2 separate regions of the Homo sapiens genome follow, and region 1 is linked to region 2. A link is a contact called in ENCODE Hi-C or POLR2A ChIA-PET data. All regions are on one chromosome and are shown on one strand. The core of a region is the stretch at or near the end of the contact, and the rest is flanking DNA. Distances in the headings are between cores, read along the strand shown. Region 1 has its middle 310 kb from the start of PRR16. Region 2 has its middle 370 kb from the start of PRR16.

Evidence for each region. Hi-C counts contacts between places; a loop is a spot of excess contacts on that map. ChIA-PET counts read pairs that join two places held with the same protein, here RNA polymerase II (POLR2A).
Region 1: a map of heart left ventricle shows a loop between it and region 2 (2.2-fold over the local background). The contact joins two enhancer-like sites. A Hi-C loop is called at or near these places in 1 of 168 maps with a recorded cell type or tissue (heart left ventricle). POLR2A ChIA-PET finds 5 or more read pairs at or near these places in 2 of 52 experiments (A549 and GM12878).

The regions. Positions count from the first base shown.
Region 1 is chr5:120,151,038-120,154,333 of GRCh38, forward strand. No RefSeq gene overlaps it. Among named protein-coding and RNA genes, the nearest start is that of PRR16, 310 kb to the right of the region's middle. Within about 2 kb of position 1,559, at least 4 of the 41 ENCODE cell types and tissues checked have a DNase peak (open chromatin) inside an H3K27ac peak, as active enhancers do.
Region 2 is chr5:120,094,889-120,097,974 of GRCh38, forward strand. No RefSeq gene overlaps it. Among named protein-coding and RNA genes, the nearest start is that of PRR16, 370 kb to the right of the region's middle. Within about 2 kb of position 1,788, at least 2 of the 41 ENCODE cell types and tissues checked have a DNase peak (open chromatin) inside an H3K27ac peak, as active enhancers do.

The DNA of each region.
Region 1 (3,296 bases), core at 309-2,808, 56 kb after region 2:
GTAGAGTGCTGTAAGTGACATATAATGGGCTGAATCTTTACTCGCAGCACAAATTACTGTGTGCACAGAGATTTCACATTTTTTAGAAAGCACTGTTTCTTTTTTATCACATGGCTAAGGAGACAAAAAGAACAATGTTCTAAAAAAGATGTCTCTCATGTCTAATTAAATTCTTTTAGATTTTCTTGAAAATATATTAAGGGACCCTGAATATTTTAAGTATAGATTTTCAAACAGGAGCAAATTTTAAAGTTCACCTAATCGTACTGTATGATTGATGCCACAAGAGGGATGAGTAGTAACACTTTAGACTAGAACCCAATTTCCTTTACTTATAGGACCTTGACTTGTCTATGACATTAAGCTGCAAAACCAGTCTCAAAATATGATCACATAGAGAGTTAAGGAGGTGTAAATAGAAGTACAGCAAAGAGAAACAGAGAATGAAGTCTTGCTTGTAGATAATGCCACTATTAATATAGAGGGCTAAGAAGGATTTCTGTGGATGGTTTTTTAAAAAGAATTTAAAGGCTCACTTCTGCCAGAAAAGCCTAATGTAAATATACTTTTAAAATGTTTTCCCCCTTGACATTCAAGTGATTTATTTAAATGGATGTCTTTCCCTAGCACTTCTATGTTTATCAGAAGAGCCAACATATACCTTCTACTTATGATTTAAGACTGGAATCAATTACTTTCTAAAGTGAATACTGAAAGAAAAGAATATATGGGACTCTAAGGACAAATAGTTCTTTCAAACCATGCTATAGTTAACATCTGTGGTCTTCTCCCTCAATTTTATGTGTTCTTATTTAACTAGCAGTGATTTCCCTCAGGTCTCAAGTAAGCTAGTTACCCTACCATTGCTTCCTGCCAGGAAGGTGATTTAGAAGACATGTTCAGTGCTTAGGCTGGACCCATCCCTTTCAATGCCCTGAGCAGTAGGAGAGCACCAGATTAGTGTAGGAAGTGAGAGGCCTAATTGTTGGGGACATTTTTAGGGCACTGAGGCCATGTGGCTATGATAAGAAAACAGTCTGTATAACCAGACTGGTTCCTTTATTGACTCTAAGCATATCATGTGTATCCATTCCTTTTTAATTTGTTTACCATTCGTGTCCTGTTTTGAATCTTTTAAAACTCATCATGCCCATCCTTTGAATCTCAACTGAAGGTCTATTTCCCATATGATTCCCTTCCAAACACTGTAGGCCACACTCGAGTATGGATGTGGATAGATTCAAGTGTTGACCGTGTCTCCTGTTTTAAGTTTCAGTTTGTTGTAGTTGCTGAACTAAGACTATTTTTTGATCCATTAACTGATTCACTCATTTATTCTATAAATATTTGTTCAGTGCCCATTGTGTTCCAGGCATTGTTCTGAATGTTGGACATGGACTTTAGTCATTTATATATACCATAATGATTTATAAATACAATAGACAGTCAACACCTCTTGAATGATTGAAGTAATAAATAGTCCCCCCTTGTCTAGTTTCACTTTCTGAGGTTTCCATTACTCATGGTCAGCCACAGTTCACAAATTTTAAATGGAAAATTATAGCAATAAACAGTTCGTAAGTTTTAAATTCCACCCCATTCTGAGTAATGTGATGAAATCTCACATCTTCCTGCTCAGGATGTGAATCATTCCTTTGTCCAGTGTATCTAGACTGTCTGAGTGACCCAGCTGTTAGTCGCTTAGGAGCCATCTTGGTCATGAGACCCACTTTAACAGTGTCACAGTGCCTGTATTCAAATAAGCCTTATTTTACTTAATAATGGACCCAAAGTGAGAGGAGTGGTGCTGGCAATTCAGATATGCCAAAGAGAAGCTGTAAAGTGTTTCCTTTAAGTGAAAAGGTAAAAATTATTGATTTAAAAAGAAAAGAAAAAAATTGTATCCTGAGGTTGGTGAGATGTATGGTAAAAATGAATCTTCTGTCCATGAAATTGTGAAGGAAAAATAAATTGGTGCTATTTTTGCCACAAACTGCAGAAAAGTTAAGCCACAGTGAATCTTAAGTGCTCAGTTAAGATGCAAAAGATACTAAACTTGAGAGTAGCAGACATGAACAGAAACACATTCCGCTTGATGGCAATCAGGTTTAGTTCTATCAGACGTTTCAGGAATCTACTGAGGTTCTTGAAACATATCACTTGTGGATAAGCGGGGACTGCTGTTGTAAATAAATGAGAAAAGGAATACACAGAAATAGAATCCACTGTGGTATGGGAAGAAAAAATTGTTTATTAATTCAAAGCAAGTAGAAAATCCACGAACTATATTATTATGACATTCTGATAGAAGGAACTCACACCAAAACCTGGCACCAAGGCAAAATATTTTATGAGAAAACTTAAGGCCTGAAATAGTGCTTTTTCAAACGAGTTCTGGAATCAGTTTCCCTTTACTAGAAGGAAAGAGTGTTTTAATTCCATGAATATATTTAAAAACTTTCAAACCTTGCCTCTACACACTATATATTTAGGGTAGAGAAGATTAAGTACTACCCTTTACTTTCATCCAATAAATGTGTGAATCTTTACATTTCTTCAAATTTCTGTGAAGTCAACTCTGCTTAAGAATCACCAAGATAACTCTTTGTTTATAGGGATTCTTGCTGGGATCTTTTCCAAAATAAGGAATTCTTCTGTAATGTAAATTTCTCTAAGTCTTATCCATATTTCTCAAATCGTAGGAATTCTGTGCTAACAGTGTTAGCCAGCAACATGCAAAGCTGTTTGGCAGCCATGGTGAGGACGGCAAGTGGAACAGCAGTTTTGCATTTCATCATAAGCCATTGCATGGGGCCATAGTTAAGTATAACTTCTGGGGTCTTATTGCCTCAGCCTAAATCCTGGTCCAACATTTCCCAAAATGTGATTGAGAAGAAGGTTTTCATTTTTCCTATTTCTGTCTCAATGTCCAAAGGTATATAATTGGGAAAATAATTATACCTGACAGTAGACCGTTTAATAGCTCAGGTGGACTATTATATAGGTTTTGTACAAACATTAACGATTGATCTGAAAATAGGACAGCTATGTACAAAGTTTGAAGAACCTCAGGGAGTACATGCAGATTATGCTGTCTTACCCAACATTACAATTTAGAGGAGGAACTGTAATGTATGGAACATTAATAAATCTATAGGTGAATGGCTATGAAAGTAGTACTTTAAAATTTTGATGTATAGTATATTTTTAGCTCCTCTCACCAAAAACTCCTGAACAAGATAAATTCATTTCTTTCTCATATGATGGTTCAAGGCAGGTGTTACTTGGGGACAGGA
Region 2 (3,086 bases), core at 538-3,037:
AGATGGATATTATAAATATAAGCAAAAGGGTTAGTTAAAAAGTTACTTGTAGACACATAAACTATATTCAGGATCATTAAACAGTAATATATGAAAGTAAATATACATTATACAATTATATGGTTCTATCATCTATTCTAATCCTGCCTCAGTAGGGAATTGGAGAAACTTCCCTAACTGGGACACTTCATAAAAAATACAGATTTCTGGTCCTAAGGCTTTGAACCAAATTACTGGGCAGGGAGCCCAAGAATCTCTGTATTTAAAATGCTGCCCAGGTGATTCTGATGATCATCTAAGTTTGACCACCAGTATTAGACCACTTTGGCTTTTGGCAGAAAGATAACCACTTCAATATCTCTCAGCCCTTTAATCAAAGAAGTGTCTCTAAGGTTATTTCTTCTACCATATCATATATCACCTGTTGGCTGCAGCTGCTGAGGGCTTTGGTGTTTAACCATTTGATGTCCCTTGGGTTCAGGCACTTCTGTGTATAAGGATATGATTTAGACACTTGTGAAGTTTATTTGCAGAAGTGCTGTCTGCTCTAAATCAGTCACGGCTATAGTGGGAAGACAAATAACTAAAACACCTTTGATCAAATCTCTGAGACATTACTACAAGTGTTAAATACATTTTTGAAGATAGGCCAAGTAGCAAATTAGAAAACAGTTGTTGATTTCAGAAATATTTTGGAAGTGTCTGGTAACTCAAATTTAGCAGGGACGGTAATTTTACTTATTGAACAAAAGTGAGTCATAAATAATCCTAGGAAATTAAGCAGCTGGACTAGCATAGGACTTGCATATTTTATGATTTTAAATGATCCCAAAACCAACTCAAAATAAATCTTAACAATTAAAAAAATTTAACAGTGAAACCTCTCTGTTTCTCTAAGAACTTTGTGATTGCTTATTTTCTGTGATTATCACTTTAGTGAAATGTTTATTACTATGTGAAAAGTATCTCTCATCTGTTATTCATATATCTGAGGTCTCCCAATTTCTCATTCAAACTAATATGTTAACTTCTTTTAAACTGAGACCTGCAGGTCCTCCCATAAATATCAGACTATTTTGAAAGTAACAGAAACTAAGTTTCTAGAAAGCAATTGTCATGATTCCTGGCACAAGCCAGTGTTTGGAGAGTAATTTTGTTCAGGATCATTGACATTTTGATTTCTAAGAATTTGTTCAAAGAGAAAGTATAGAAAATTAATCTTGAGCCATTCAGACAGCATTAAAGAAGTGAATCTGGAGTAGAGGAGTTGAGGTAGATGTTTAAAAAGAACTATCACAAAAATACAATGGGAGCTGAGAGTATGATTCCAGGGGATTTAGGGAACTATAAAAGGAAAAAATAACTGATTCCTTTGTCTCTCATCGGGACGCAGATAATTTTTTTAAAATGTTATTTTTATAGCCAGAAAACTTCTGTTTTATTATAATGAAGTTTCTCAGATAGTGCTTCAAGGACTTCAAATTGTGCAAAACTTGAAAACTCGTGAAAGGGACCTGTATATAACTGAGGATAAGATTATAAATTCCTTGAGAACAGTTATCAGGGCTAATCATTAATATAGTTCCCTAAGCTTCTAGGATTTTATATGTTGCACTATAAATAGCTATTGAATGAGTAAACAATGTGAATAGACGTATGCTCCTTTGTGCATTTTCTGTGCTAAGCCTGAGTCATTTTGAAGTAATTTGACATATTTTATATTCCTCGCTTCAGTATTTTGACTGTAAATTTGAGATTGACACTTCTTTTCTTGAGTATAGGCATGACTTGTAGAGAGGGAAAGTGAAACCAGCCATCAGGGTACAAGTCACTTTATGATAAACAAAACGGGTACAGAAAAAAACCAACCTACCCACCCCTGCCTCCCAGATTTTTAACTAATGAACTGTGTCTAAGACACCAATAGTAAGTAACTTTTTGCCAACAGTATGTTGGTTTGATTAAGCTTGCCCTTCTATTTATTTTTTATTGTATTTACTTTTACAAAATAGAATTTGATTATTTTAAACTAAGAAAAACAGTGTTATATGTTAATACAATGCACTTTTTTTGTTCTTTTATTTCTTGTAGTAAAGACAAGAGGATTTGTCTTTTGACATTTAAGTCCAGTAGTAAGAGTTCTTTATCTTTTCCTGTGATCTTGGAAGATTACATGGCTGATGGCTTTAATTGTGCTTCTACCTTACTTTGTAGTTGGTGCAAAGAAATGGTTTGTGAATTCTGATGGGAAATGAGTTAGGCCAGTAAGTAACTTTGTTTGAAGATGCACAACATAAACAACTTCAGTAATGCTTAGTTGCTTAGATACAGTACGCCAGAAGAATCAATATATTTGTGTACATAATTAGTTTGGCTTGGTAAGTATTCAGTTTTTCTGATGAATTTTCGTTTGGCTGTTTTCATAATATGAGCTAGCAGATTGAGTATTTTGTCAACCTAGGAAAAAATAGACAAAAGATGTCTCTTTAACCTTCAGTAAATGTTTGATATTTAACCTCTGTGCTCTGTATTTAGTAATAGGTTATTACTTTGTGCCTCAAACAGTTTTAATTTGTATATTATGTACATGTTTGTATATTTTTTACTGGAGTTGGGAAACGCTAACTCGATTAAAGCTTTGGTTTCTCAATTTGTTGATAACAATGTATAAAACCCTCTATTGTGCATTCATACTGCTTTAAAAAAGACAAATATTTCAACCTAACATATAGCTAGACGTGGCTCATTAAAGCACATCTTACTCTACATTTTCTTTTTGAATTTTTTGGCAGAAAAATTTACCAATGCAGAAACTTGGGACATAGTATTATTTTAATTCCTAGAAAGAAAACATTAAATAAATATATTAAAGTCATATAAATATATCTTGATTATATATAAAATCATATAGTAAAAGAAATGATTATATTTTGTTAGTCAATCTTTGTGAGATAATTCAAATTTAAATTAATATTCTAAAATTTTTCAGAGCTTATTTTCCTATTCTTAGAAAATAAAAACACCCCTAAGTAGTAATATTGTTTATGACAGTGTTTTTGCCTTTGTTAGTCATTTTCTGCTTTTAA